Linked DNA regions of Homo sapiens: region 1 is linked to region 2. The links are chromatin loops, found by intact Hi-C in ENCODE. Cell type or tissue: PC-3. All regions are shown on one strand. Each heading gives the region's core, and the rest is flanking DNA. Links, peaks and the distances in the headings are about the cores only.

Region 1 (16,505 bases), core at 3,228-11,227, 300 kb before region 2:
TTTGCCATTTTACATTCATCCACCCATCTATCCAGCCAACTATACAACAAGCATTTATCAAATGCCTTCAGTGTGCTAGACACCAATGGTACAAGGCCAAATAAGACATAGTTCTGGCTCTCAAAAAAATTTTAGGGAAGATAATGATTAAAGAATAGTATCGTAAGTACTATAATAGCTGCATACAATAACAGCTTGAGCCCAGGAGGTCGATGCTGCAGTGAACTATGATCACATCACTACACTCCAGCCTAGGTGACAGAGTGTGACTGTATCTCAAAATAAGATCAAGTTTTCAACATGTTAAGTTTGAGAAACCTATTGGTTATGTGGAAATCATAAGCAGGTAGTTAAGAAAAGCAGTTTCTGAATAAATGGTGTAAGAAATATCATTTATTTCTTATGCGGCTATGTATCGTAAGTACCATAATAGCAGCATACATAGGGTACAAAGAGCTGTGGCACACAAACCAGATTTGAGTGGGTGGGTGAAGAGGATGTTCCAGCTAACCTCTACGCCTCTTTCAAAACTCAGCTCAAGGTTAACTCTTCCAATAAATAATCCTTGGACACCTAGATCAGGCAAAATCTTTCAGAGTATGGTAAAGGCTCTGGATTTTAAGTGTGATGGAAGCCAACTGGTATATGGAGGGATAATACGACTTAACATTTGTAACCAAGTCACTCCATCTACTGTGTAAAGAACAGACTATTGATTGCAAGTGTGACAGCAAGGATACCAGTTAAGAGACTATTGCAGTTATAGTCCAGGTTAAGAGAGAATGGGACTAGAACCACAATGACAGTGATAGAGATGGAAAGAAATAATTGGACACAAGATATATTTAAAAGGTAGCACTGACAGAGCTTGCTGATAGACTGGGTTAGAGGGTATTAAAGAAAGAGAAAAATCAAGGCTAACTCCTAGATTTGAAGCCTAAACAAATGGGAGTGTATGGTGCCATTTACTATAACAGAAAAGACTTAGAAAGAAATAGGTGAGTTGAGATAGACAATCAAAAACTCAAGTTTTGATGGCTGGGTACGGTGGCTCATGCCTATAATCCCAGAGCTTTGGGAGGCAGAGGCAGGAGGATCGCTTGAGCCCAGGAGGTTGAGGCTGCAGTGAACTATGACTGCATTACTGCACTCTCGCCTAGGTGACAGAGTGAGACTACCTCAAAATAAAATCAAGTTTTCAATATGTTAAGTTTGAGAAACCTATTGAGAGATCATAAGAAGGTAGTTAAACAAAAGCAGTTTTTGAATAAATGGTACAAAACAGTGCCTAATTTTTAATGAATTGCTTCAGTTTAGAAAGGGCAAAATTTTTAAGTTTATAAACTAACCTTAAAAAAACAAACAAAAACAAAACAAAACAAAAAAACACAGAGCCATCCATTAGGAAGTCTGATTTTTTATTTTATTTTTTATTTTTAGAGACAGGGTCTTGCATTGTCACCCAGGCTGGAGTGCAGTGGTGTGATCACAGCTCACTGCAGCCTCAACCTCCTGGGCTTAAGTAATCCTCCCACCTCAGCCTCCAGAGTAGCTGGGACTACAGGCATGCACCATTACATTCGGCTAATTAAAAAAATTTTTTTGTACAGACAGCGTCTCACTATGTTGCCCAGACTGACTGCAAACTCCCAGGCTCAAGTGATCTTCCTGCCTTGGCCTCCCAAAGTACTGGGATTAGAGGTATGAACAACCACACCTACCCAAGAGTCTGTATTTTAAAAAGGAAACACACTCTAAGAGTTCATTCACAAAAAATAAACCCATTACTCACGTAAAATCTTGAAGAAGAACACGGGCAGGGAAAAAGGGCACTTCAACATTGCTTTGTTTGGTTTTCCAGTCTAAAATGTTCATAACATCTTCCTTCTTCATTAAAAAGCCATCACAATTTCGTACAGCAGCTTCCAACAAGACCCGTATTGAGTAAGGCAGAACATCTGATTCAAGAAAATATTACTATTAATAAGCAAACAGTCATACCTATATATTATTTTTAAAATGCCATAGCAAAAAGTTAGACAAAGACAAAAATGCACTGTTTTCTCAATTTAAACAATTCATTTTTAGTCTGACAAACTAGAGTGTAACACCATTCGTGTTAACATCAGGTGTTTTGTAACTGACTTTCCTGTACATAACCTCAAAGCCTTGAAAAAAGCAGAGATAAAAACCTTCATACAAGAGCTGCATTAATTTAGGAATATCATACTGCAACTATGACAAATACTTCATATTCAAGGAATTCACAGAAAAACTAAAAAAAAGCACAGAATATCAGAATTCAATTCAATAATGCAGACATCCCCTGGTATGGCAAAAAGAAAATGATTAAACTGTATAAATGTCTGTAATAAATTTAAAATTTTCCATCAAAAATGATTAAAGTTTAAAAGTAAATTGGAATGCCTGAGTGAGTAAAATTCATTTCACGAAAACTTTGATTCACTCTTAATTACTTCAAGGACACAATTGAGAAAGTGATTTCAATATTTTAAAATTTTCAATCATATTAAATTCTCACACCAGATTGTGCCACACAAAAGTGTTTCCTTAGGATTTAAAGAGAAGACTGAATTAATATGGGGTTAGTTGAATAAATCACTGTAATCCACACAATGGATTACCATGCAGCTGTTTAAAGGAGTGAAGAGTTACATGCTGATAAACAGTGAGCTCCAGAATATATATCATTAAGAGAAAAAGCAGGGCAGAACAGTGTTTATAGTATGCTAACTTTCCTGTAAGAAAGAGAGTTTAAAAACATATCCATAATATATTATTTTAAAATAAACATAAGATCATCAAATGTGTATTATGAGAAATATAATTTTAAAAATATATTAGCATGCATATTTTAACAAAAAGAAACAACGAAAGGATAAACAAAAAAACTAAGCATATATCTCACACGGTATTTCCACTGTACTTCCTTATTGGGAGTACCTTTTTGGTACAAAAAGGTATCACAAAGAAAGAAAACTATATTCAGTCATTAGTGCTGCTATTCAGAGATTGTGACTGGTGTAACAAGCAGCAAGCAAAAAAGTACTTTTTGTTACTATGGTTTCAAGAGCACAGAAGTATAAAATCAGAGTAGCTAATGAGAGCTAAAGTAACACTAAGTATTTTTTTGTTATTTCACAGGAGCGTTTGCATTTCCTGCTCACTGGGTGAGGTGGAGGGGGGCGAGGAGGAGGAAGTATGCAGAGAGAAGACTTCTGTGCCTGTGAGTTACATTAGTTCAGATTGTCTAACCATTGTTCTATATATGTAATTTAGTTAATACTGTTGTGTGTAAAGGATAAACAACTCCTAAGGCTCAAAGTATGTTAAAAGTAGAGGCAGTAAAATAATCCGTTTTTAAACATCCTTTTTTTTAGGAAGGCCTGTCTTCTGGGAGTGGTATTTGTTAACCTACTTCTAAGAGCTAGATGCAGTAATGTACTTAGTCACTGAAATGATAGAAGAGGGAAAAGGGGTGAAGGGTAAGGCTCTTTACTAGTGTCTCCATATCCAGAGGACAGGTTTTAGATTTTAACCATAGGTCTCTATGTGCATTTTTGGTAACTCATCTGTTTACTGTGAACAAAGTTCAATCTTTATTTTGCAACATCTAAGCTTTATAGATGTCCTGAGGTGACAATGTATGATAAAAAGCAGAGATAGTGAGTTAGCCAATTTGTAAATATCTTGGTATAATTGATGGAAAAGACGCATCTTGAACATGGAACTGTTAAACCACCTAGGTAGGGTGTATCAGGACTCATTCAATAGGTTGGCAGCTGAACGGCAGAAGGTAGCTTTGGGGTTCTGAACTAATAAATGTTCATGATATGTGAAAAAGCATGATACATACTGTATGATCTCAATCACATAAAAATGGATGTTATGTATATACACACACAAGACCTAGAAGGGCATGTCAAACTGCTTATGATTGTGGATGACTCTGTTCCTCATTTCTTGTGTTTTTCAGTTTCCAATAGCGCACGTTAATTTTTTTTAAAATGAAGCTTATTTTTAAAATCTGGAAAAAAAAATCACAGTAGCCAAGTTAAGTCCTTACATTTCAATTATAAACATGGATACGAACTCATGATTTATTTTTCTCTTCCTAAAAATTAGGTATTTTCTAGCTCTGTCACTGAAAATGCCTAGAATAACAACCCAACAGTAACAAACCCTTAACAACTGTTTGTTGTTTCTAAAAACTATTTCCTAAACACACACAACAGAACAGTTTTTCAGAGAAATGACTGATTCTAATCTGGAGAAGGATTTGTACAAAATGAGCCTGGATATCTTGTGTCCGAAACCAAAGAAGTTATCAAAGACTAATGGGGACACTAACGGGTCAATCTGAGCATCAAAATGAGTAATAACTATAATTCACCAAAATACATCAAATATATAAGTAGCCCTTAGTTCATAATGACTCTTAAAAAACCTTTCATTGATCACCAATGAGAGTTGCTAGGGCATCAACTCATTACTCTGAAAACTGACAAATAAAGGGGGAAAATCAATAGTTAATATTATCTTTCCTCCTTTCAGGTAACCAAATAGACAAAAGTACTTTGTTATAGAAGAATTACAGCTAGTAAATGTGGAAGAAACGATGTAATCTGAAAGATCACCAATGTGCAACACCTAATGAAATAATGGATCTAGATAATGGTCACAAATGGGTGCTAAAATCATTAGGATTTATGTGGATGGCGCGCTTACAAGCTGGTAACACTCATACCCACTTAGCATCACCAAAAGTAAGATATTAGAGATATTATTTGCCTCCTGATGAAACAAAAAACTACATGTTCCAACTAGGAAGTGTTCTCGCAAAAATAAGAACACTTACTATCTTGCAAAAATAAACCTGAATCTAATTAAACCTCTAGCTCTAACTTCCAGTTAACTGAAAACATGGGGGTTAGTAGGAAAGTAAAATGAAACCCCAAAGAAGCTATCAGCCAAATCTAGAATGTGGGACATTCTACAGGATAAAGAACCTAGGTTTTTCAACATAAAAATGGCACGAAAAAAGAGGAGAGGAAGACTATTACAGATTACAAGAAACTTAAAAGACGTAACAACCAAATACTGTGTTGGCCCTATTTGGATACTGTTTCAACAAACCAAATGTAAAAATGTATTTTTGAGATAACCAGAAAAATCTGAATACGAACTCAGTTTTAGATTTTATTAAGTGGCCAGGCACGGTGGCTCACCGCCTGTAATCGCAAAATTTTGGGAGGCCGACGTGGGTGGATCACTCGAGGTCAAGAGTTACAGACCAGCCTGACCAACATGGCGAAACCCCGTCTCTACTAAAAATACAAAAATTAGCCTGGCATGGTGGCATGCACCTGTAATCCAAGCTATTCAGGAGGCTGAGGCTCAAGAATTGCTTGAACCCAGGAGGCAGATTCTACACCGAGCGGAGACCTTGCCACTGCACTCCAGCCTGGGCAACAGAGCGAGACTCTGTCTCAAAAAACAAAAAACAAAAAAACCAAAACAAACAAACAAAAAACCCAATTATATTAAGGGATTACTTAATTTTGTTAGGTATAACAATGGCACTGTGATTTTTTAAAAGTCCTTTTATATAACAGCTATGCATATGGAAGAATATTTACAGGTTAAAATATGGTAAAATATATGAAACAAAAGATTGGCAAAATGCTGATAAATGGCTGACAATTACATGGTGGGTTACAAAAGTATTCTCACGCTACTTTTTTTTCCCGTTAAGAATATACTTATTGGCCAGGTATGGTGGCACATACCTGTAATCCCCGCACTTTGGGAGGGGGGACTGCTTGAGTCCAGGAGATCAAGACTAGCCTGGGCAACATGGTGGAAACCCCATCTCTACTAAAAATACAAAAAACTAGCCAGGTATCCTGGTGTGAGAGTGTGGCTCCAGCTCCTTGGGAGGCTGAGATGGGAGAACCACCTGAGGCTGGGAAGTCAAGGCTGATCTTGCCACTGCACTCCAGCCCGGGAAATGGGAGTGAGACCCTGTCTCAAAAAACAACAACAAAACGAATATATTTATTGACTTTTCTAGTATGTTCCAGCACTAGGTGAACAAATGAGACGTGGTATCTGCTCTTATGAAGCTGGCGCCTACTAGGAGATTCAGACCATAAACAAGTAAACAAATAAATATTTAGAAACAGTGGCAGGTGCTATGAGGGAGGTGAGTAGGGTTCAGGACAGAAAATAACACCCTTAGATGGGGTGAGTGGTGAAGGCACCTCTGAGAAAGCATGATGACCAGCTGGGAACGGTGGCTCATGCTTGTAATCCTAGCACTTTGGGAGGTGAGGCTGGAGGATCATTTGAGGTGAGGAGTTTGAGACTAGCCTGGCCAACATAATGAGAGGCTTAATTTTTTTAGAGAAGTTGTAGGTTCACAGCAAAACTGAGAGGAAGGTATAGAGATTTCCCATATACTCCCTACTCCCACAAGTACGTAGCCTCCCACACTATCAACATTCCCCACCAGAGCTGTATATTTATTACAATTGATGAACCTGTATCAGCATATCACAATCACCCCAACCCCACAGTTTACATTAGGGTTCACTCTTAGTGTTGTGTATTTCCCTACTTTCATGTTTGAAATTTTTCACACACAAAGACCCATAAAGTTGTACGTAAAGTAGAAAAAGGATTACAGTTATCAGAAATACTAGATTCAAAGCCTGTATTTACTACAGGTATGGCCTTTGGAAAGTGACTAAGTTGATACATTTTCTCACTAAAATGGGACTGTCAGCTACCTAACAGAGATGTGAAGAATATCTTCCTTACCTCGTCTATCTAGTTGGTACATGTAAAGCTCTCAAATTACAATAAATAGTTGGCACTTAACCAATATTAGTTTCCATCCTTACTTCAATCAGAAACATAAAAATTCCCCAAACCAAGGGGAATTACAGGGGAAAAATTTTTTAATAGAACATTTGGAGATAATGAGAAGGAAAATATTATCACAGAAATTATATACAAGATTAACCTTTTATTTAGATAATTATTATGGAAAAACAATCTCAGGAATATTTTTTGTTTATAAAAGTTATAAACCCACTAGAAAAAAAGTGACAGGGTGAGGCAAAGCCAAAAAAATTTTGAAAAACAAAGTATTACTAGATGGATGACTGGTAATGGACTGAGCAGAACAGAGGAGAGACAGCTGAAACTTAAAATGTCTACATGGGGGAAAGGCAAGCAGAAACAAAGTTTAGGAAATCAGGATTGCCTGAGATTTCTTATGAGGAGTGTTAAAAGCTAGCAGACAATGGAAAAATGCCTTCAAAATTCCAAATGAAAATAATTTCCAACCAAGAAATTTACACACAGGAAAACTATCAATTAATCAAGCAAGGTCTCAAAAATGTATTTCTCAGGCATCCTTTCTTAGGAATCTAGTAGAGGACATGCTCTATAAAATCAGAGAGTAAACAAAAAACAGAAAACCACTAAATCTTGGAGAGTCTCCAAAACAAAGAGAGAGCAGACTCTTCTACAACAACGGCTGTGCAAGCTACAATGCAGTCAGTCCCAGATGGACCAGAAGATGAAGTCCAGATAGCATGTCATCAACAGAAGAAAAAAAAATAACCAATAGATTACATGATTATACCAGGAGGAGGAATTTAGTTCTTTTGGAGAGTTCAGAGATGATTTATTCATAAGGACATAGAGTACTAAGCAAACAAAAAAAGGCAATCCATTAATCCCAGGAAAAATACAAAGTTATATGAGAGATGAGATACAATCATCATTACTACAAGGATTGGCTAAGAACATTTATAGTCATAACATAAATGCTCAACATTGATTCCACCAAAAATTATGAGTTGCATAAATATACAGAAGAAGTGCCAAATTACCATTTTCACAGTATAAAACTACTAAAGTCTAAAATCGGAAAATCAAGAAAGAGTAGTATAAGAAGGGCAATTTAACAACATGGAGGAAATTACCTGAAGAAACAGTCAAGAGAATTGAAAATAGTATTCTCTGGGGAGTAGAAATTGGGGACAGGGCAAAAGGCTACTGTTTTAGTTATAATTTAACAAGTAGGGTATTAAAAAATTCTTATTTAAAAATTAAAAAGCAATTATCAAATAAGAGTGCTACGAGAAAACACTAATCACAAATGTATTTTTTTTTTTTTTTGAGATAAGGACTTGCTCTGTCACCCAAGCTAGAGTGCAGTGGCACGATCATGGCTCACTACACCCTTGACCTCCTGGGCTCGGGCAATCCTCCCACCTCAGCCTCCAGAGTAGCTGAGCTACAGGCGTATACCACTATGCCCAGCTGATTCTCGTAATTTTTTTTTGTAGCAATAGGGTTTCGCCATGTTGCCCAGGGAGTTCTCGAACTCCTGGGCTCAAGCAATCCTCCCACCTTGGCCTCCCAAAGTACTGGGATTACAGGCATAAGCCAGCCACCACACCTGGTCCCACAAATGTTAACTCAACATTTTGTCATGAAGAAGCACCAACTATCTCAAATTTGTCTAAATTTGTAAAAGTAATGACTAGAGACCTACTGCCAGGGAAGATGCAAATGAATAAAAATACCACTGTCTCTCAAAACAAAAACAAAATTTCTTATTTCTCCCTGTGGTAGCCAATCTCCAAGATGATACCAATAATACTTGCCTTCTGATAGTCATGCTCTCATATAATCTGTATTGAAATCAGTTCTGCTTGTCTGACTCTATTTAGAGTATGGCAGAGATGACAGTGTGAGCCTTCCAAAGCTAGGCTATAAAAGTCTTTTGGCTTCAACCTTCCTCTCTTAGATTACTCGGTGAAAAGCCAGCAGCCTATTATGAGACTATTGAGCAGCACTGAGGAGAGGCCCTTATGGAAAAGAACTGAAGCCTCTCCATCATCAGGGAGCGCCAGCCTGTCAGCCATGTGAGTGAGGCCTTGGGCCAGGACTATCGACTAAGCCACTGCAAATTCCTGACCTACAGAAACTGTGACTGTCATAAATCTTTACTGTTGCTTTTGGTTTGTTATGCAGTAATAGATAACAAATATCTTTTCTTCCTCAACTTTTCCAACAATATCATCTGCAGTTGTTTATTTAGGACTAAGGGGCAGATGCAGAGGTGCTTTATATAAATTATTCCATTTAACCCTTAAATTAAACCTACAGGTAGATATTCCAGTAGAAGAGTTACAACAATAGAGAGTAAATTAGCAGATGTGAAAAATGGACATATGCTCTGGTTTTTTTCTTTTTTTCTTTTTTTTTTCAATAGAGATGGGATTTTCCTATGTTGCCCAGGATGGTCTCCCAACTTCTGGCCTCGAGCAATCCTCCAGCCTTGGCCTTCCAAAGTGCTGGGATTAAAGGCAGGAGACACTATGTCCAGCCTTGGTTTGCTTTTTCAACAATATTAATTCTACGTCCCCACTTTCAAACAGGTATAAAGTTCAGGAAGGCCCATTTATTTCCTTTCTTCCTCCCTACTCTCCCCATCTCACCTCTACATACGCTCTTGTGCTCCAACTATACCATCTTGCAAGCTTCCTAAACTTCAGAACCTCTCTGATCCCCACTCTTACCACATCTGTTCTTCAATACTGTGGGGACTTTCTCCTTACTCGTTGGCACCAGCCTATCCACGCTTTCCTTACTTAGGCAGTTAGGGTCAATGTGGTTCAATCTCTCACTTCCCCAAACCCTACATTTATTTCCTCTTTGTTCTTTTACCCCATTTGCCCAAGAAAACACCAATCCTGTTCTTTTTTCACCCCGTCCCCGCAGCTGGTCCACTCCACATCACCTCCCTGCTTAAGAACTATTCTCTCTTTTTTAAAACTAACTTTACTGGCTGGGCACAGTGGCTCATGCCTGTAATCCCAGCACTTTGAGAGGCCAAGGTAAGAGGATCACTTGACCCTAGGAATTCGGACAACCTGGGCAACATAACAAGATCATCTCTACAAGAAAATAAAAAATTCATCAGGCACAGTGGTGTGCACCTGTGATCCTAACTACTAACGAGGCTGAAGCGGGAGGCTCCCTTGAGCCCAGGAGGTCAAGGCTGCAGTGAGCCGTGATCATGCCACTGCACTCCAGCCTGGGCGACAGAGTAAGACCCTGTCTCTAAATAAATAATAAAACAAGTCCTAAGTTTATTAAGGCATATTGTATATATCTTATAATTCATCCTTTCCAAGTGTATGATTTAGCGATTTTTGTAACGTAAGTTTACCAAGTTGTACAATCAACATCATAAATCAGTTTTAGAACATTTTCATCATCCCAACAGATCTCTCATGCCTATTTACTGTTAATCCCTCTCCCCCTCCTCTCTAACCCAAGAAACCACCAATCTACTCTATGCCTTTCCTGGGCATTTCATATGAATGAAATCATAAAATAAAGTTTCTTATGCCTGTATTTTTTTCACTAAGCCTGCTTTTTACAGTTCATCCACATTGTAGCAAGTATCTGTAGTCAATTTCTTTTTACTGCCAAATAGTATTCCATTGTATACCAAAGTTTTGCCTATTCATTCACCCACTGCAGGACATTTAAGTTGGTTTCAATTTTCGGCTATGAATAATGCTGCTAAGATCATTTGAAAATCTTTGTGTAATAAATGTTTTCATTTTTCTTGGATAGATACTTAGGAATGATATTGCTGGGCTACGTGGTAAATTTATGTTTAACTTTTTAACAAACTGCCAAATTGTTTCCCAAAGTGGCTGCACTATTTTACATTCCCACTAGCAGTGTATGAGGTTTCCCATTTCTCCATATCCTCCCCAACATTTGTCACTGTCTGTCTTTTATACAGTACCCATTCTAACAGGTATGAATGGTAATTTGTTGTGGTTTTAAGTTTTATGTTGAGGAGGAAGAATGAGGAAAAAATTCCTAAAACATCAACGCAGAGAAACTGGCACTAATGTAAACACATGATTATAACCTCAATCAGGTCCTCACTATTCGAAATCCTAATGTTTCTCTGATCTGCTTATTTTCCCACACTCCACATCAATTAATTCTTATCTTCATCCACTCTCCTTAAAATTTAATCTCTATTTATCTTCTAGAGGACCTAGCCCCGTTTCCTACCTCACTGATAAATAGAAACTAACAGTTCCTACCTCTCAACTTCCTCCTACTATACCCACAAGCCTTGCTGCCTCTGGATTCACCCTTTCACCAGTTAAGGGAGCTGCGGACTTCCTCCTACTAAATGATAACTTCTCTATAGGAGTTTTGCATCCTATTTCCATTAACCATTTTAGGACTCAAGAGTCATCAATCATTTCCTCTCTCCTTTTTTTGCAAACTGGTTTGCAATTCAACTGGTTTCTTCCCATCAACATTTAAACAGCTCCTAGCCCCAGTTGACAACAAAAGTACTGCTTCCTTCAAATTCTCTAAAAGTGCCCACTTTTCTACCTTCCACTCACCTTAGCCCTAATCAATATTATTTCTGTCCTTAAACACGAATGAAGCAGGTCTAGCTAGAATCCCAACAGCCTTGTAGCAATATTCAAAAGAGCTAATAATTACCTCCTTTTTGAAACACTCTTTCTACTGGATTCCACAGCACCATCCTCCAGTTTTCCTTCTAACATATTGTTGGAAGACAATTTTCCATGTCTCCCATCTCACATTTCTTCAAGACTTGTGAACAGAGGTAATGACTACCTTTGTTCCAGACTATTTTTTCAGATATGTCTATATAGTGAATAGTTTTCAAATACACGATAGCGTCTTGCTCTGGAGCAAAGAGCAGGCATGCTTACTACCCATTATAAAAGACTTGGGTTTCCTAAGCCACAGTTCCTTTTCTGTAAGTAACACAACACCTGTGTGTGCAGGTGTTACCTGGCCTTCTTCAACATTACCCTATAGAAACTAGAGCTTGGGAAACCAACATAAATACTGTTAATAAGGATAATGCTTTGCTGTGAGTAATAAACTGTCCATTGTCTCTGATCCAGGAGTTGGGTGCCTCCTGCCAACATACATGAAACTACGTCAGGCTAATTTGTTAACTTCCAAGGAAGGTAAAATTTTAGATCCTTTATAGTTCTTTTTCATTTTTTTAAAATTGAAATGGGGGTCTCACTATGTTGCCCAGGCTGGTCTCGAACTCCTGGGCTCAAGAGATCCTCCCGCCTCAGCCTCCCAAAGTGCTGAGATTACAGGTGTGGGTCACCATGCCAAGCCTCCTTTATAGTTCTTAACACTTCTAGGTAGGCCTATCTTCCTTGTTAACCTCTACTCCTTTATCTGATATCTAAATGTAGGAGTTCCTCAGAGTTCATATTGAGACTCACTTTTTTTCTTACTCTATACTGCTTCCTCCAGGGAGTACAACTGCTCCTATGGCTTCAATTATCACTACATCTACACTAATAATTCCAAAATATTTTCTGTAGTCCAAGTCTGTCTTCTAAGCTCCAAAACCACATGCCCGATTCAGGAGGTGAACATGTTTACTTTAATACTGGTATGTTCCCAACTTCACTAGTACCTAAACTTGAACTCAGTGATTTCCCCTCTGCCCCTTCCCCTTATCATCACCTCATCTTCCATTCCCTAGCACAGTAAATAGCACCACCATCCTTCCAGATGTTTATGCCAAAACATCGAGGCATTTTCCTCAATGCCTCTCTCCTACATCTTTTTGTCTTCTATCAATATCACCATTAAATCTAGTCCCAACCACCAGTACATCATCTCTCACTTAGGTTCCCTAGGTGGTCCCCCAACCCTATACTGTGATTTTCGAAATGTGGTCCTAAACTGCTGATGCCTTAGCAGGACTCAAAGCAGTGGCACCAAATTGTACTACAGGTTGAGTATCCCTAATCCAAAAATCCAAAATCCACCAGGTGTGGTGGCTCACTCCTGTAATCCTAGCACTTTGGGAGGTTGAGGCGAGTGGATCACCTAAGGTCAGGAGTTTGAGACCAGCCTGACCAACATGGTGAAACCCTGTTGGACGCAGTGGCTCACACCTGTAGTTCCAGCTACTAGGAAGGCTGAGGCAGGAGAATCGCTTGAACTAGAGGCAGAGGTTGCAGTGAGCCAAGATTGTGCCATTGCACTCCAGCCTGGGAGACTAGAGTGAAACTCCATCTTAAAAAAAGAAAAAAGAAAAAAATCCAGAGTGCTCCAATGAGCATTTCCTTTGAGCGTCAGTGCTCAAAAAGTTTCAGATTTCAGATTTTCAGATTAGGGATACTCAACCTGTAGTACTCGTATTGTTTACTGTCACACAAAATACCAGTTTCACTTAAAAATGTCCCTAAGAAGCAGAAAAACTGTTAATTTTATTAAATCTCAACTGCTGAGGTCAAGTCTTAATATTCTGTGTGACAAAAATGAAATATATTTATACAATATTTCTACTCGAAAACAAAGTACATCAGTTGCTTGCAGAAAAACTCTTGTATGATTGAGCTGCAAGCTAAAATTAAGCTTTTTTTTTTTTTAAAGAACAGTTTTTCACTTGAAGGAACTGACAAACTATGGTTATTCAAATGTGTACATTTGGCAAAAAGTTTCTCAAAAGTGAATGAAGGCTGAGCACGGTGGCTCACACCTGTAATCCCAGCACTTTGGGAGGCCGAGGTGGGTGGATCATCTGAGGTCAGGAGTTCGAGACCAGCCTGGCCAACATGGTGAAATCCCATCACTACTAAAAATACAAAAAATTAGCCAGGTGTGGTGGTGGGCGCCTGTAATCCCAGCTACTCGGGAGGTTGAGGCAGGAGAATCGCTTGAACCTAAGAGATGGAGGTTGCAGTGAGCCGAGATTGAGCCACTGCACTCCAGCCTGGGCAACAGAGCAAGATTTGAATGAAATAAGCTTCTACAGTCTGCTCATTACATTATTGGTCTTTGAGAAATAAGAGTTCATCAAGTTATGCAGAACTTCCAAAGGTGGACACCATTACATTGTATATTAAAATACACACACACACACACACACACACACACACACACACACACACACACACAAATTTGTTAATATCACCACAGCCCTCTCAACTTAGGAGCTGGAGTTCCTACATAGCTGTACACTCTGAAGGCATCCTGCCTGTGCCAGTACCTGGACTGAGGCACCCCCGTAAAGAAGGCCTGCTGCTCTGACAGCACGTGGACTACATCTGTAAGCTGCCTCGAGGGTCATATATTGAGCTGTCACTCCTTCTACAAGCCCCGACATGGCCCATGAGCTCTGAAGGGCTCTTGCCCCCTACCAGCATCTGTTTTCCCAACGCATGCCCACACCACTAGTTCCTGATCATCAGATCCCTGCCTGCACTCCAGAGGGTGGCCTACTGCCTACCCAGCAACTCCAGACCAGCTCCAACCTGGCCAAAACCAATATACTTCTCTGTTATCTGTGGGCCAACCCACACCTATTCCAGTGAGTTCTGAACCTCTTCCAAGTTTGTCCTTCCTTGGGTATTCTCCCTTAGCCCTACAGTATTATATACAATTATCCTGTATTACAATTACTCTTACCATAGTTAATAATTATGTATATTAAGCTTCCTCTGTTTAACCTATTATGTGGTTTCTATCTCCTGACTGGACCCAAATTGCTACAACATAGTACTGTACTTCACATATACTTTCCATGTATGTCCCCATTACTAAACCGTGTCTTTTCTTTAGCACAGATGCTATCTTAGCCATCTTTCATTTGCTAGAAATATACAAGTACTCAATAAATATTAGCTCAATAAATTAAATCATATTGTTTAGAGACTCATGCAACAAGTAAAAAAAATGCACTGGATTACGTCTGCCTCTTCTAATCAGGAATTTCTAGAATTCTATGAATCCATAAAGCTAACCCTTTAAGGACAGGTAATTAAAAACGCCATGGAGGAACTGGGATGATGGTAATTTAAACTGGTTTAGTATAGTAATTCGTGTCATCACACTTCTAAAATAAGCTGATAACAATAAATATCCTTTTGATCAGTTACTTAGTGGAAGATCCAATAGGTGGTTCGGCTCTGAAAAAAAAATGCTGAGGTCTGCTATTTGTATACGGGAAGCATCCGATGAAAGGCAAACCAAGGCTCCCAAGACTGCAGATTCTACTATTCAAGGCTAAATAGCTGCTGCAAAGATTAGAAAACACAGTGTATCTCTCAGTACAGAGGTCACAAACTCTGTTTCATGTCTGCTGGCTTGCAGACATGTTTTGCTTGTTCTGCAGAGTTTTAACATTTTAAATTTAACTGCCAACATTTAAAAAACTACAGGTCTTTCAATCAGAAAACTTTACAATACCAACCTTGTACTTCTGCTGGAACTTAGTAAGCACCTACCTCTCTATATAGGACATGTGCCTTCCTGTTTGCCACACAATTCCCAGCAGAACATTTCACTTGTTTACGTTGCCTCTCTGATCCCTATAAACATGAGCTTGCAACCCCTGCTGTAACAGGTTTTTACAAGCATAGGTTTTGGAATCAAGATTTTTGTTCATGCTTCTGTTCCACCACTTAGTAGGTAACGGTAATTAGTTGTGGGACCTTGGCCAAGTGTATAACAGAGCTTATAGAACTGGATACGGTAAATACATACTCAACAAATACTTAAAAAAATTTTTTTTATTACTGACATTACTAAACCGGGAAACAGAATGGTATTGGAAAGAAAAGGCGTTGGTCTTGAAATCAGAAGATATGAGTTTAAGACTAAGTTTCCTCACCTAGAAGATATGTTGTGACCTTAGGCAAATTACTCAGATTTTTAACCTTATCTGTATTATCTGTACACAACAGATTTAAAACTATCTTCCGTGCTTATCATGAAGCAGCACACTGAAGTAAAAGGGTTTTGATATTTGCAGAAATGGAAAATTCCAAGTTCAAGCAGTAGTGAAGAAATTACCCATAGGGAATATTAGTACTCTAGTAAGCAGGCTTTAGATAACTACATGTAACAGAGAAACCCATCAGCCTGAAGGAAGGGGGAAAGACTCTGAAGCCACAGGTTCTCTAGGCCTGCCAAAAGCCCTCAAAGAGATTCCATCTTTGGAGTCCAGACTGGGAAAGGGGGCTAGGACACCAGAGCAGAAACCAGCCAGCATAGCTACAGGGTAAAGCTAACCCTGCTGAAGGCTAGGGGCCTGGAGAAAAGATAAGGAAGCTGTTCTAGAAGGCCCTGTAATCCCATCAGGCCTGGCAACAGGACTAACCCATGCCTATGTCTGACTAGAGTCAAGTAAGTGTTTCTGTCTCTAACCAGAACCAGGCGGGATAGGGCTGATTTCCAATAAACAAAGTCTGACCTCCACAGAACAAGACCTTATTTCTTCAAATAAATAAATAAATTCTGACCTTTTTTTTCTCTCTTTTAAAATATATTGCCATTGGGCCCGGCGTGATGGCTCACGGCTGTAATCCCAGCACTTTGGGAAGCTGAGGCAGGGAGATCACATGAGG
Region 2 (16,505 bases), core at 3,551-11,550:
TACAAAAATTAGCCAGGTGTGGTGGTGTGCACCTGTAATAATACCAACTACTCAGGGGAGGCAGGAGAATCACTCGAACCTGGGAGGTAGAGGTTGCAGTGAGCCGAGATTGTGCCACTGCACTCCAGCCTAGGCGACAGAGCAAGACTCTGCCTCAAAAAAAAAAAAAAAATGAAAATCACCATTTGGCCAACATCTTATGTCTGTGTGTGTCGGGGGGGGAGAGAGAGAGAGAGAGAAGCACAGACAAAGGAGAGGAGGAAGAGGAAGGGAGGGAAAGTGGGAAGGAGTAATAAAGTAAATGTGATAAAATGCTGACATCTGGAGAATGTGGAATCAGGGTGCTGAGTACAAGGGAATTCTTTGTACTATTCTTACAACTTTTCTGTAAGTCTGAAATTATGTCAAAAGTTACCAAAAAATAGTAACAATGACCACCCACCTACCTAGCTATACATAACAAAACCTTAAAATCAATCAATCAATCAAACATTTAAAAACTGGGAAGAGTGACCTAATAATGATTAGGGAGAAAGAGCCCAGCAATGATTTGGCAAATCAATGAAGGAACAAGCCACCCAACATGTAATCATTCATATCACAACCTGAACTGTTAGAATTCAATTCATATGTTACAACAAATACTCTATTTCACAATACTCAATTGAAAATGTTAAGCCATAATTATTTTAGGATGTTTATAAGTAAATCATAGGCTAAAATAAATAGGTTGCAGCCAGACTCACCTAAGGATGTCTCCATACAAATTTGGCATAACAAGAACATCAAATTGGGAAGGATCTTGTACCATCTACAAGGAATACATTTGTGCATTTAGTAATCAAAATCTGCATCCCCACAACACACAGACACCATTCACCATAAAAAGTAGCAGGTAAGTGTGAATATATACTTACATTCAAACATACTGTATCAAGGTACATCTCATTAAATTTAATATCTTTACAGCTTTCTGCAACTTCCCTGCATTTTTGTAGAAAAAGCCCATCTGACATCCGCCTGTATTTAATCAAATAAAAACTGCTGAAAAAAAAGTCTTACAGAAAGAAAAGAATCAAATCAAAGAAGTAAAGTAAGTTCAAGACATTTAAGTTCCAGAAGCCAAGCTACCTGATCCCAATTACAATAAAATTATTTCTTAGGTAGTTAATAAAATATAAGCTGAAAATGTTTTAGGATCCTTCTGAAAGTATAAAAGAGTAAAAATGTAAAATAGTTTGATCATAACAGAGAAGACTATATTTTTATAGTGTTATCTAACAAGAATGAAGAAATACCCACTAATATTATTAAAATTGCTTTAAAAGGTTAACATAGTAATTTAAATAGTTTTACTATTTTGCATGTTCAATGCTTTTCTTAGGTTAGGAAAACTGTTAATATATTCAGAGGACTTTAACAGCCTCTGGATGAGAATTTAAGTTGCTGGAGTAACACATCAGGTATTGTTAGCACTACTTTAAGCCTCCCACTATTCCACTTCTAAAACGTACGCTATGTGGCCTCTGCTGATGGCCACAGCATCTGGGGACCCCGAGGCTCCAATTTCCTTTCCTGATAACCCTCAGTCCTTCCTTGAGCTTCCAGGACCTGAATCACCATCCCCTCCTCATTTGCTCCTGTCATTCGCCCAGGGAGGCGCAGTAAACAGGAGACTCCAGGCCGGGCGCAGAGGCTCATGCCTGTAATCCTAGCACTTTGGGAGCCCAAGGCGAGCGGATCACTTAAGGTCAGGAGTTTGAGACCAGCCTGGCCAACATGGTGAAACCCCATCTCCACTGAAAATACAAAAATTAGCCGGTCATGGTGGCATGTGCCTGTAGTCCCAGTGACTCGGGAAGCTGAGGCAAGAGAATTGCTGGAACCCGGGAGGCGGAGGTTGCAGTGAGCCAAGATCGCGCCACTGCACTCCAGCCTGGGCAACAGAAAGAGACTCCGTCTCAAAAAAAAAAAAAAAAAACAGAGGAGAAAAGAGGAGACTCCGACAGAAGAGAGATGCCGTATCTTTGGATTGTTACAAAGTTCTTTTTCAAAGATATTAGGAATCAAGGAACAAGCTGAAGAGGAGAAAGGGAAGCCCTGTCACTGCTCTCCCACAACAAAGCAAGATGGGGTGCCGGCCCCCGCAAGGAGCTCACATGATGTTGGCTTTGTGCACCGCCGTGACGTTGCTCCGGTGGTTGTTCCGGGCATACTCAAAGGCAAACTCAGCAATGCGCTTGCTCGCCCCCTCGGTGATGAGCTTGATACTCTGCACGACTCCATCAACAATCTGCAAGACAGGAAGTCCCACCTTGCTGGAAAGAGTGTGACAGCAACGCAGTGGGAGACAGAGGGTGGGGAGTAGACAGTAACATTTGTGGCAGGCCTGCACAGTGCCAGCTAGCATGACTAATCACACACACTGCTACGACAATGGGGTTCATGTTAACTCCAGCCCTAAGAGGTAAGTATTATGAGCCCCACTGCACAGATGAAGAAAACTGAGATGCAGAGACAGTCATCTGCGGAAGAGCGCACCTGTGAAGTGGGGGATTCAAAATTCAGAGGGCATATTCCCAAGCTTGTGACGCGAACCACCATGCCTTACATTTGTTTGAGTACTGTCAGCCAGACACCCAGCACCAAGACAAACACCCACAACTCCTCACAGAGATAAAGCAGATCTGTCTCTGGGGTCCCAGATGCACAGAAAGCAGTCCAAGCAGGAATAAAAAAGAATCTGGAGTGAACATACCACATGCTCAATTCCACTGTATTCTCCTTCTGTGTTCTCTCGAATGGTCACAATATTTACATCGGTGTAAGGGGTTTTATAGCCTTCGATAGAGACACATGGTCGGACATTCGCGTAAAGGTCAAATGTTTTGCGCAGCAGTAAATTCATAGATGGGTGACCGGCTGCTATTGGGGTCTTCAAAGGGCCTGTTATACAGAAGAAAACCCAGATGACACTAGAAGGAATTCTGGTCTCACGTGTGACCTACTAACCCACCTCGGCTACCTTGTGAAATGTGTTCTGCCTCTAGTTCACTCTCTACCTGAGATTCAAATGAAGGAGGAACACTTCCTCACGGGAGCTTTCTGGAACATTAACTGCGTTTCTTATCTTCAGAACTTCCTGAGGATCAAGCATTGTAATCATGTGCTTGACATGATATAATCCTTATCATCACCCCGTACAACAGCAACTCTGTTACTGTCATTTAAAAATGACGAAAAAAGAAAAAATAAGAATAAAAAATTTGCCCAAGCCTTCTAGCCAGTAAGTAGCAGAGATGAGATTCAATGTTGGTTCTGTCTGTGGCTTTAAAGCCTATGCTTGCTCTGGCCTACAGTCTCAGGCCTGTAATCCCAACACTTTGGGAGGCCAAGGCAGGCGGATCGCTTGAGGTCAGGAGTCCAAGACCAGCCTGGCCAACATGGGGAAACCCTGTCTCTACTAAAAATACAAAAATTAGCTGGGCGTTGTGGTGTGTGCCTGTAATCCCAGCTACTTAGGAGGCTGAGGCAGGAGAATAGCTTGAATCCAGAAGGCGGAGGTTGTAGTGAGCCGAGATCACGGCACTGCACTCCAGCCTGGGCAACAGAGCGAGACTCTCAAAAAATATAAAAATAAAGCCTATGCTGAATTTAAATCTACCACATGCTAGTATTTTTGAATTATGGCCTTAAACATGTATTAATTAAAATAATAATAAAAATGTAGGCCAGGCACAGTGGCTAAGTCAGGCCTGTAATCCCAGCACTTTGGGAGGCAGAGGCAGAAGGATTGCTTGAGCTTAGGTATTCCAGATCAGCCTGGGAAACATAGTGAGACCCCATCTCTACAAAAAACTTTTTAAAAAATTAGTTGGGCATGGTGGCACACCTGTAGTCCTAGCCACTCGGGCGGCTGAGGTGGGAGGACTGCTTGAGCTCAGGAGGTCAAGGCTGCAGTGAGCTGTGATCACACCACTGCACTCCAGCCTGGGCAACAGAGCGAGACTCTGTCACAAAAAAATTAAGTAAATAAATAAATATACAAATGTAAAAATTAAGCAAAAGATATATATAGTTGAAGATTAAATAGAGATACTGTTATTTGGCATCATCCAGTAATACTTTAATGTTTTTTACTGGGGGAAAAAAATGTCCCAAATGAATAAAACATCTTACTATGAGTAGTTACTTCATAAAAGAATGGCGTTACCTTCACAGATGGCCAGGCCTTATTCAGTTTAAATGCATAAATTTTCAAAACTAAGTAACCCCTGTAGCGGAAATCTGTAAAAACCCCCGTCTCTACTTCAGTGCTACCTTTCAAGCCCATCTTGTTCTTATCCATGGACTCTTTAGCCTCTGAAGGGATCATCCACTTTCCTCCAGGTCCTTGAATGGCAGTGACGTTCCGCTCCTCCCACTGAATAGGTGCCTAGATGCCACATCACAGAGCACAGTGAGCTGGAGAGACTTAAAGGAAACTGGCATTCATACTGCAATGATGAACAAACTTTTTCAACTTCGTTTTTGAGATAGAGTCCCGCTCTGTCGCCTAGGCTAGAGTGCAGCGGCACAATCTTGGCTCACTATAACCTCCGCCTCCCAGGTTCCAGCGATTCTCATGCCTCAGCCTCCTGAGTAGCTGGGATTACAGGCGCCCACCACCACACCCAGCTAATTTTTTTGTATTTTTTTTGTAGAGACAGGGTCTCACCATATTGGCCAGGCTGGTCTCAAACTACTGACCTCAGGTGATCTGCCCACTTCGGCCTCCCAAAGTGCTGGGATTACAGACGTGAGCTACCGGGCCCAGCCCTTTTTCAACTTTGGATGTGACTGCTAAAAACAGTAAAGGTCCAGAAGGTTCCTGGCATGCAAGAAGAGATGTCATTCTCTAGCAGGCCCAGAGGGATTCTCTACATTATCTGTGCCCAGTCATCACTCCCAGCTACCACCTGCCCACTTATTTCTTTTCACAAGGGCTCTTAACAGTGGCTATAGTTAGAATATCATAAGTAGCAGAGGAATATGGTTCACAGAAACATCATATAGTACTGATACATGGATGAAACTTAAAAACATCATGCTAAGTGAAAGAAGCCAATCATAAAAGACCATATATTATAAGATTCTATTTATATGAAATGTCCCAAATAGGCAAATCTACAGATACAGAAAGTAGATGAGTGGTTGGCTGCCTAGGGTGGGGGAAGAAAAAGGAGGAGGGGGTAGGGAGGGAGAGAGACGAAATGGGGAGCGACTGCATAGGGTATGGGGTTTCTTTTTCGGTGAGGAAAATGGTCCAAAATTAGATTGTGGTGATGGTTGCATAACTCTGTGAATGTACTAAAAACCACTGGATTGAAAGGTACATTTTAAAAGGATGAATTAGGCCCAGTGTGGTGGCTCACGCCTGTAATCCCTGCACTTTGGGAAGCCAAGGTGGGTGGATCACCTGAGGTCAGGAGTTCCAGCCCAGCCTAGCCAACATGGTGAAACCCCGCCTCTACTAAAAATACAAAAATCAGCTGGGCGTGGTGGCAGGCACCTGTAATCCCAGCTGCTCGGGAAGCTGAGGCAGAAGAATAGCTTGAACCTGGGAGACGGAGGTTGCAGTGAGCCAAGATCATGCCATTGCACTCCAGCCTGTGCAACAAGAGCGAAACAATGTCTCAAAACAAATGAAACATAAAAATAAAAAATAAAGGATGAATGATATCTCCATAAAGCTGTTTTTAAAAAACAATATTACATTGTTTAAAATATATATATAGGCCAGGCCCGGTGCAGAGGCCAAGGTGGGCAGATCACCTGAGGTCAGGAGTTCGAGACCAGCCTGACCAATATGATGAAACCCTGTCTCTACTAAAAATAAAAAAATTAGCCAGGCGTGGTGGCATGTGCCTGTAATCCCAGCTACTTGGGAGGCTGAGACAGGAGAATCGCTTGAACCCGGGAGGCAGAGGTTGCAGTGAGCCGAGATTGCTCCATCGCACTTCAGCCTGGGCAACAAGAGCAAAACTCTGTCTCAAAAAAAAAAAAAAAAAAAAAAAAAAAAAATATATATATATATATGTATGTATGTATTGCATAACCTATGAATGTACCAGTTGGAGGTATAAACAAGCATCCCTTTCTCTCTACCTACATCCTTCATGTGTATACAGCTAGCACACTGAACATGTCCTAGGACACGAGCTCAGACAGACACGGTGCTGTTCACAAGCAGCTTACAGCTGAATCCACTTACAGAATTTTTAAATTATCTACCTGTATCAAAGGCTCAGCTGTTAGAAGTAATAACATTCCATTCTTGATAACACATCAGAAATTTTATTTTAAAGAGATTATTTCAAAAGCGCCTGTATAGATTTTGGAAACAGCAATTCTAGTCTTATTTTATTTTATTTTTTGCAAAAAGGTGGGTGATTTGGCAGGGCTTAAAAGATCTTAAACCCAAGCAGGACTTAAAGATCCACAAATACTGCAGTACTACTTTGATTACTTTACATATAACTGATGCCAATGCAGGAGTTTAAACTATCAACAACAGGAGCAGCCAGCCAGGTGCGGTGGCTCACGCCTATAATCCAAGCACTTTGGGAGGTGAAGGTGGGAGGATCGCTTGAGCCCCAGAGTTCAAGACCAGCCTGGGAATAGAGCGAGACCTCATCTCTAAATTTAAAAAAAAAAAAAAAAGAAAGAAAGAAATAATGGCAGTAGCAAACACTGAGACACACACTGTTAAAGTGACAATCGGTGGAGATTAACAACAGACCTGACTAAATTTCATAGAAATGGGTACAATGCATCCTAAAAGTTCACAGAATCCAACTGGCTAAGAAAACTTTTCAGTGAGTCATCATTAAATGTATTTTTTAAGCCCACTTACTTTGGCAGCATCAAAAATCTTCATAACTGCAGCTGAAATTTCTGGGCCAATACCATCTCCTGGAATTAAAGTTACTGTCTGAACCTGAACATAAGAAATCATCAAAGAAGACAGTAAGAATTTTTGTTTTTGAAGGCTTAAAAAAGAATATTTTGACAGAGAAATCCACTTTATGAGATGTCTCAGGAAGATTCAAATGCTGTTAAGAAAACAAACATACCTCCCCGGGGGTCATCAAAGGGGAGGCAGGAATCAACAGAGGAGAGACTCTGCAATCCTACTCTTTACCTGAGTTCAGAGGTTTTAAAAAGAACCAAATGATACTCTTTACATAAAACGAAAATAAATTAAACTACCAAGTAGATTTCCTAATTGATATTTCTTTTCAGACAAGCTGCAAAGAGACCAATTAATTCAAATCTTTTAAACCAAAGACAACAACAACAAAAAATTAACAATGTTCTCTCACTAAAATTTAGACGGTTTCTCATGAAGGCAAGTGTTTTCCTTTCCTTTCCATTGTGATCCTGGAAAGCTTCTCATGCAACTTCTTCAGTCTTGCAAAACATTTTCAGACACATTTCCAAAATATTACTGAGGTCTGTTTTGGTACTCAGGGAAAATCAGACTTTTTATCAAGAGAGCTTCCATTTTTTTCTTAGTTCCTCTATAAAACTGTCTGCTTAAATCTAAGAGTAATCTACATAAGCTTGGCAAAGTTGATCTGCAACCAAAAAGAATAGTATATGTCATCATACCTGCAAAGCCTGAGTCACACTTAGAATGACAATTATTGTTTTTATAATGTAACAGCAATGATTTATTCTAAGGCTTCAGGCAAAACGAAGCCAGCATTTCAAATGCAGAAATAAAAATATGTAAGGGAGAAGATCAGCACCTCTTTTTCCATTTGGGAACCACATATTTTATTATCTTGGGACTTTACCCCACCTAGGGGCTTGGCTTTTTTTCAGTTCTAGTTGCTTGAACTGCATTTTTAAAAAGTCACTAATTCAAGTTTCCTTGGTCCTTTGCCTTCCAATGATGTCTGCCCAGATACGTGGACTAATTATTTCTGATTAGTTTCTGTACAACTGAAGAAACATTTTTATTTTTTTCATTTTTCTAATTTTCAATTTTTATTTTTTAGAGATGAGGACTCACTACATTGCCAGGCAGGAGCACAGTGGCTACTCACAGGTGTGATCACAGCTCACTGCAGCCTCGAACTCCTGGCCTTAAGCAAATCTCCCACCTCAGTCTTAGCCAGGGCTAAGGCTCATACCAGTTTTCTCGGGTTGAAGAAGTCTTTAAAAAAATTAATACATCCTCTTATTTCTTCAAAAATAACCTCCTCCATCAAGCTAATTTTTTTTTCAAATAAATAGCCTGAAAATTAAATAATAGCAGAGAGCAATGATCATCTTATTAGCTTTCAGAATGCGTTTGAAATGCTAGCATGGCTATCCTTGAGCTTGAAGTGCAAGCCCCATCCTGCATTTTTGGCATAAGCAGAGCCAAAAGAACGCTTTGGCTACTTCTTCCTGTTCTCCCAACATGTAATAATAAATGTCATCCAGTCACCAGAAAATCTGCTTTTCTTCCACAATACAGAAAGTAAATGGAGGAAAAAATGTACTATGGTCTTATAAATCTTTCACGGCATAGATGTTATATGGGAGTATAGGAATTATGAAATCCAAATCAGATTCCATAAAAGGCGGGGCGGGGATCAAAACAAATAGGAAGTCACTGACCCACAGTCTTAGAATGTTCCAAAAATGTGGTATCAGCTTTTAAAGCACAGAATTCTGATGCTGGGAATTCTAAAAGCAGCAGATTTAATGAACAATAGATGATCTACTACTGTGATAGTCTACAAAGCCTATATAAGGCAAGTATAAGCCTACAAGGCTTATAGATGTTCGAGGCATTCCTAATTGGCACTCAATCTACTGGGTTTAGGGAAGCCCATAAAATAAAAATGCAAAGCAGGTTTTGAAGCTTCTCAACAATTTTCTCTCAACTTGTACTAGTTTTGAAAAAAGCTGTCTCACCAAAATGAGATTGTGAAATAAAATAACAGGCTCAAGGGTACTTTCTATTTTTAACAAGGCTCCCTCAAGATATTAATGTGACAAACTTACATAGCCAGCTGTAAGATAATTCTTTCAAATGCGCAAGTAACCTAACAGATTTGTGCATGTCAGCCAGTAATTTCAACATACATTATAAATATGGCCAATTTTCCCAAATTCTAAATGAATGGAGATAAAATGCTATATAATAAATATGTTAGAGCATCTTTCTTGAGAAACTTCTAAAAGGAAAAAATAAAAGACATAATTATACTCACACCACCAGTAAAACCTCTGGTCACCTGTTTTGGGTTGTGGAATGCCCCCAGCAGCCGAGAGACCTATATTAATATCAACAGAGAAATATCACACACAGAATTAAACCACATACAGTAAACAAGAGCGAGGAAGTCCTGATGGATGGTAATGCTGCAACTTGGCACAGATATATTCAGTAGCTTCCCAGGAATACAAATCTCATGTATTAGCTCAATGTGGCAAGCTATCTCAGATTTGAAAGCCTAAATACTCAGATTTTTACTTTAGATTGAGTACTGTATATTTTCAAAGTCAATTTAACGAATATAAGTTGTCAAATAAAAGATGTTGAAGGTAGAATAAAACTACTTTTTCAGCTCAACATACAGATTCTTCTCAGATGAGTGGATCATTTTGTGCCAACATTCTTGACCATTCGGTCAATTTAGGGGTAACATATATTCTAAGAAAATTACCATTAATTTTAGAGCCAGGATGTTCCTCATGAAATCCAGAGCACAACTCACTTATTTCTTGTTGTTGTTTTAGGCTTTTTGAGATGGGGTCTCCCTAGGTTGCCCAGGATGGAGTGCAGTGACTATTCAAAGGCACAATCATAACTCACTGCAGTCTCCAACTCCTGGGCTCAAGTGACCCTCTTGCCTCAGCCTCCTGAGTAGGTGGGATTACAGGTGTGCACCACGACACCTGGCAACTTGCTTATTTCATAAGCGGAGATGCTGGTCCCAAAGAAAAGCATTTGCCTAAGGTCACACAGCGAATAATTGGCAAAATGGAAACCCACATACAGGTCTTCTGACTCCTGGTCCAGTGCTCCTTCAATTATACATTATATCTATTCTGTGAATATTAAGAAATTACACTTTATAGTAAAATCTAAGAAAGTTTATTTAATACCATCTGATGCCCATGCCATACAGAATAAAGATTTTAAATAAATTACTGCTTCTTCTGATAATATAGGTAATGTGGTCATTACTGTCAGTTTGCTGGGACTAGGAAAAGATACAAAATATAAAATAAAAGTTACCCAGTAATCCCACCACACCAAGATATTACCACTGGTACGTGTTTTTTTTTTTTTTTCTCTCTCCAATTAACATCATATGCCAGAAATATAAATTTTAAAGGTTTATTATAAACTTTAATAACTTAGTCCTTGAGAACTGGTACAAAGTCATACTACATTATTATAAACAATATAAAAAAAGAAACTGGGTACATAGACCAAAGGTATTAAAATGCATTAAATTTTTTTTTTTTTGAGACAGAGTTTCACTCTTGTTGCCCAGGCTGGAGTGCAATGGTGCAATCTCGGCTCACTGCAACCACCACCTCCTGGGTTTGCCTCAGCCTCCTGAAAGTAGCTGGGATTACAGGGATGCACCACCATGCCCGGCTAATCTTGTTGTATTTTTAGTAGAGACAGGGTTTCTCCATGTTGGCCCGGCTGGTCTCAAACTCCTGACCTCAGGTGATCCACCTGCCTTGGACACCCAAAGTGCTGGGATTACAGGCATGAGCCACCACACCCGGCTGCATTAAATTTTTTAAAAAGTAACTTTTTCTCCTGCTAGATACATGAGCAAAGACACATTTGTTATATCCTATCTTGATGTTTTTTTCTGGGGTCTGAACCTTTGCTGAAATATTTATTGGTAACAACCAACAGCCAAGAAAGGTATGAATGAATTTTATTCTCTAATCTTCTGGTATCTATAGTCATGACTCTGCATTGAAAATAAGACTGGGCCAAATCCAAAAGAATGCCAAAACCATTGGCCAAAATGTTAATCCTAGGGCATGATTCATCCACCAGCGAGTGGGCTATTGGAAGGGAGGCCATTTAAAGGCTACTTTGTGACAAGAAAATTGACATGTGTCCTTTCTCCTCTCCCTGAACAAAAAAGAAGGAAAAGACATTCACACAAAACTCATGTCCTTGTGACAGAAGACCCAACCAACCAGGCTGTGCAACAAAGTGAGACCCTGTCTCTACAAAATTAGCCAGGTATGGTGGTGCACACCAATGGTCTCAGCTACATGGGAGGCTAAGTCGGCTTGAGCTCAGGACTGCTTGAGCCCAGGAGCTTGAGGCTTCTGTGAGCTATGATTATGCCACTGCACTCCAGCCTAGGTAATGGACAAAAAAAAGAAAAAAAGAAAGAAAGAATGAAAAAGACCCGACTCAAACAACTGATTTTAAAATGTAAACCCATCCTACCTGCATATGCTGGGGGCAGCAATGTAAACCCAGGAGTGTAAGGATTTGTGTTTTGTTCACTGTTGTATCTAGTGTCTAGAACAGTCCCTGGCTCATAGAAGGTATTCAATAATTTAAAAAAAAACAAAACAACAATCAAACAAAACTGAGTCCAGCCTCAGTCACATCTCTATCTGAAGAGTTTCCAAGCCAACAAGTAGCCTTAATACTTGCAATGATCTTCTTTAAGGACCAGTCTTTTCCATGTTTGTCATCTCTCTTGCATGATCTTAGAATAAAGCAGTACTGCACCTAAGTCATCACAATGACCCAGAACTTTAAGTAAAATAAAATTTTCCAAAGCACCATTTAAAGGTTACTTCGTGACAAGCAGAGCATAAAAGTGACATGAGGCCGGATGCGGTGGCTCACGCCTGTAATCCCAGCACTTTGGGAGGCTGAGGCAGGCAAATCACCTGAGGTCAGGAGTTCAAGACCAGCCTGACTAACATGGAGAAACCCTGTCTCTACTAAAAATACAAAATTAGCCAGGCGTGGTGGCACATGCCTGTAATCCCAGCTATTCAGGAGGCTGAGGGAGGAGAATCACTTGAACCCAGGAGGCAGAGGTTGCGGTGAGCCAAGATCGCGCCATTGCACTCTAGCCTGGGTGACAAGAGCAAAACTCCATCTCAAAAAAAAAAAAAAAAAAAAGGCCGGGCGCAGTGCCTCACGCTTGTAATCCCAGCACTTTGGGAGGCTGAGGCCGGTGGATCACCTGAGGTCAGGGTTCAAGACCAGCCTGGCCAACATGGTGAAACCCTGTCTCTAATAAAAATACAAAAATCAGCTGGGTGTGATGGTGGGTGCCTGTAATCCCAGCTACTTGGGAGGCTCAGGCAGGAGAATCGCTTGAACCCAGGAGGTGGAGGTTGCAGTGAGCCAAGATCTCACCATTCCACTCCAGCCTGGGCAACAGGAGCAAAACTCTGTCTCAAAAAAAAAAAAAAAAAAAAAAAAAATTGACATGAGTCCTTTCTCCTCTCCCAGCCCAAAAAAGAGGGAAAAGACATTCACACAAAACTAGCTTATGTCTCTGTGACAGAAGACCTGACCAATCAGCCTAGACAACAGAGTGAGACCCTACCTCTACAAAAAAAATTTTAAATGTTAGCCAGGTATGGTGGCACACACCAGTAGTCCCAGCTTCATGGAAGGCTGAGATGGCAGGACTTCTACTTTATAGAATACTCATATGCATATATATATATATATCTCACATCATTTTATTTATATAAAACCTGTAGAGATAGGCATTATTGGCACTTTTCAGATGAGGAAACTGAGGCCAGGTTCATGAAGCCTGGACCAAAACCCTGAACTTTGGACTTCAGGTCGTGGGCCATCTTAATCCACAACTCATTTCCTTTTTAACTTAAAAACATGTAAATAGTGTTGTACATGGGTTCTGAGATGGGTTTTAAAAAAAAAATCTTTTTTTTTTTTGAGACAGAGTCTTGCTGTTACCCAGGTAGGAGCATGATCTCCTCTCACCGCAGCCTCCACCTCCTGGGTTCAAGTGACTCTCCTGCCTCAGCCTCCCGAGTAGCTGGGATTACAGGCGTGCGCCACCACGCCCAGCAAATTTTTGTATTTTTAGTAGAGATGGGGTTTCGCCATGTTGGCCAGGCTGGTCTTGAACTCCCGACCTCAAGTGATCCGCCCACTTTGGCCTCCCAAAGTGCTAGAATTACAGGCATGAGCCACCATGCCTGGCCACAACCTGAAATGGAAACTCAACAGAGGAACTGTCCTGATTGAAACCGGCATCCAGCTCAGCACCTCCACCATCCTGGGGTCAGCCTCTGAGCCACCTTCTGCTCCAATCCCTAAAGTGAGAAGCTGGCCCAGAAGTCAAATGACTCTGCCAAAGGTCACACAGGGAGTGCATGTCAGAGAACCTCATCTTCTGACTCCACAACCCAACACTTTCTGAATACCTACTATGAGGGTTTTTTCATGCAGATCACACTAAAGGCAAAACAGATTTACCAGCACAATCATTATCAAGTGTTGCTTTAGTGCCTCACTGTGAAGGCAAATGTACCTACCAAAGATGAATTGGGTGTTAAATGTAAGTTCAGAGATTAAAGGACTGAGTTCAGTTTTCACAGTGACACAGAAGTTGCTTTACTTTTAGGAGCAAATGTGACATAAGAGTTATCATCACAAGCAAATCTGGGTCTGAAGAGGGTGACAAAGTAGAATCTAGTTATTGAACAAAAAAACCAGTTAATGATGCCCATGAAAACCACTGTCTGTTGGAGACAGATAAACATATTGATAAGAAAGCTTCAGATTTTTGTTTTCCTTCTGTACATACCAAGTGCTTTCACATACATTATTTTATTTAATACTCAAACAATTCTGTGATGTAAGTATAGATATTCACAGATGGGCATATTAAGGCTTAGAGATGTTTAGTAATTTGCTTAGGGTCACACAGCCAATCAGTGGCATTGCTAGGATTTAAATCTGAGACTCCTAAATTCCAGTACAGAGATCTTTTCCTTAAATAACAGTGCATCTCTGGACCTCTCTTTAAACCGAAAAAATGGGAGAAAAGTAGTATCAAACTTACAGAAAAACGTTAAATTGTTTATAGATTTCTAGGGGACCACCCTTTCATAGCAACAGGAGACTTGAGGCCTGATGGCCTGTACCATCATTTGCTATGTGACCTTGGGAAATGGGAACCAAGACACCTAGGTTCCTCTCCCTGCTCTGACACCGACCTCCTGTGTGACCTTGAGCAAATTCTTCTTCAGGCACAGGTTAGTTCCACTGAGAAGCTACGGAACTGCATAGATGATCTGAAACCCTTTCCAGCTCTGGCATCTGAGCTGTCAAGGAGAGCTAAAGCGCTCCAGATTGCAGGATTCCCACCAATGAAAGGTAAAAGGAAGGCTCTGCTGGTCTCTCTCTCCGAAGGTTCAGACGGTAATTCCGAGGTGTAAGATGCCCTATCCTATGAAGGGGAAATAGCTACAAGAGCACTAGAGGTCTGACTGGGAAGAGCGCCAAAGGGAAAACAATCTGATAGGGAAAAGGGCCCCCGGATTCTCTCACCTGGGAAAACCTCCCAAGCTCAACGCCAGTGCCCGTGGCACCTGCGGTTCCCCGGCCAAGGGCCGCGCAGACAGCGGATGAGAGGTGTGGGCAGTGCTGAGGGGATCAGTCCCGCAGCAGGGCCGCAGCCGGGGAAGCGGCCCGGATGGCGGAGCCGGGACAGAGGCTCCCGTGACCTTCCCGGGCTCGGCGCGAAGCCTGGGCTCTGGCCTGGGCGGATGCGGGTGACGGCAGCCGGGTCTCGGCAGGAGCAGGGCCGGCGCCCCCCCGCCTTGACCTTGACGCCGTCCCCGCCTCTGCGCTGCTGACCCGGCCCGGGGCGGCCCATACACTGCGAGCCGGCCACGGAGCGCGGGGCACGGGCGACCAGGACCGGCTCCCAAGCTGTCCCCGCGGGCAGCCACCGCCTCCCTGTCTGGCCCACGCGCCCGCCCACACCCGGCACGCGACCGGCTCTCCTGCCAGCCCTCGCGGCCTGCCTGCCTGCCACACGCCGGCCTGCCAGCGCTCACCTTAGAGATCCACGCGGGCCCAGCCATCGCTTCCCCTCCTGGCTCCGCAGCAACAGCCGCAGCGGCAGTGCGCAAGCGCCCACCCCACGCTCGGAGCCCGCCCCTGCACGGCCACGCCCCCTGAACGCCCCGCCCCCTAGACCGCCTCAGGATTGCTTCGCGCTCGCTCGCTGCCCCGCCCCTGGACATTCCGCTGGCGAATCGCCGGGCTCGTCTCTCTGTGACTGGCCTGGCTGAGCGCCAGGCGAACCCGGAAACTGAGGGGCCGGCATCTCCGGGAAAGCTTCTTCCTCCCCTCCCTGGTTCATTGACTCGCTGTTAAGGTAAGACGTTTGTTCCACACCTACTAGGTGCTGATTAATGTTCTAGGATCTTGGGGATATAGCGCTCCTCATAGAATTTACAATCCCGTGGAGAAAGACACATAATTTTCTTATTCCACAAATTTTGATTTTTTTTTTTTTTTTGAGACCGGGTCTCACTCTGTCGCCCAGGCTGGAGTGCAGTAGCGCGAACAGGTTCACTACAAAGCCTCGACCTCCTGGGATCAAGTAATTACTAAGCCCAGCCCAACTTTGTTTTTTCTTTTCTTTTTCTTTTTTTTTTTTTTTTTTTTTCTCCGTAGAGATGGGGCCTCGCTATGTTGCTCAGGCTGGTCTGGAACTCCAGAGTTCAAGCGATCTGCTTGCCCCAGGCTCACAAAGTGAGCCACTGCGACTGGCCGAATTTTATTTTTTACCAGCTTTATTGAGGTATAATGTATATATAGTAACATTTACTCACTGTAAGTGTACAGTTTGATGATTTTTAGTAAATGTAAACAGTTGCACAACCATCACCACAATCCAGTTTTTGAGCATATGAAAATGTTCCTTGTGTCCGTTTATAGTCAATCCCGCTCCTGTCCTCAATCCCAGGCAACTACTAATCTGTCTATTTAGCTCAACAAATATTTCTGAGGGTCAACTAGACACCAGGCACTGTTTTAAGTGCTGGGGCTTAGTGTCCAGTAGGAAAGACAGGCTTCAATCAAGTGTCACACACATGTCATTAAAACTGTTGCGCCAAGAAGCAAAAGAGCAAGGAGCTATGGCAAGGCAAAATCAGGCAACCTGATTCAAACCTAACCTGGAGGTCAGGGAATGCTTCTCTGAAGAAATAACATCCATACTCACCTTTCCCCTTGTCCTCTCCCTGTCCATCACAAACTCCTGAGTTCCTGCTGATGGCCAGGCCTCTAGCTGGGTGCCAGGGGAGGTCAGGTGTTTAAACCAGGTCTCTGCTACCCTACCCTGGGAAGAGTTCTATCCAGAGAGGAGCTGCCTACCCACCCAGAGAGGTGATGAGTGCAGTAGAGAAGTGATCCCAAGAGCTTTTATGACCTAAATAATAAACTGCAGCTAAGTCTG

What was found. Peaks named below come from ENCODE experiments on the same cell type or tissue, not always from the same donor. Only the 100,000 strongest peaks of a DNase experiment are listed, where the experiment ranks them.
Region 1: it touches region 2 in a loop (9-fold over the local background); 1 of 110 quality-filtered maps calls a loop at or near these places.

Annotation. Positions count from the first base shown.
Region 1 is chr15:78,448,375-78,464,879 of GRCh38, reverse strand. It overlaps IREB2 (iron responsive element binding protein 2), which reads right to left. Exons shown (of 22, transcript NM_004136.4): 3 at 1,793-1,958. Among named protein-coding and RNA genes, the nearest start is that of IREB2, 18 kb to the right of the region's middle. In PC-3, for the core only: no CTCF peak of the experiment used is centred there; a DNase peak (open chromatin) is centred at 7,539; H3K27ac peaks cover 450 bases.
Region 2 is chr15:78,148,022-78,164,526 of GRCh38, reverse strand. It overlaps IDH3A (isocitrate dehydrogenase (NAD(+)) 3 catalytic subunit alpha), which reads right to left and starts at 15,165. Exons shown (of 11, transcript NM_005530.3): 1 at 15,097-15,165; 2 at 9,252-9,314; 3 at 6,896-6,979; 4 at 4,321-4,435; 5 at 2,759-2,946; 6 at 2,160-2,293; 7 at 918-1,020; 8 at 747-811. The coding sequence starts at 15,123. It overlaps LOC124903534 (a long non-coding RNA gene), which reads left to right and starts at 15,308. Exons shown (of 2, transcript XR_007064725.1): 1 at 15,308-15,419. RefSeq lists a silencer at 14,626-15,205. In PC-3, for the core only: no CTCF peak of the experiment used is centred there; no DNase peak of the experiment used is centred there.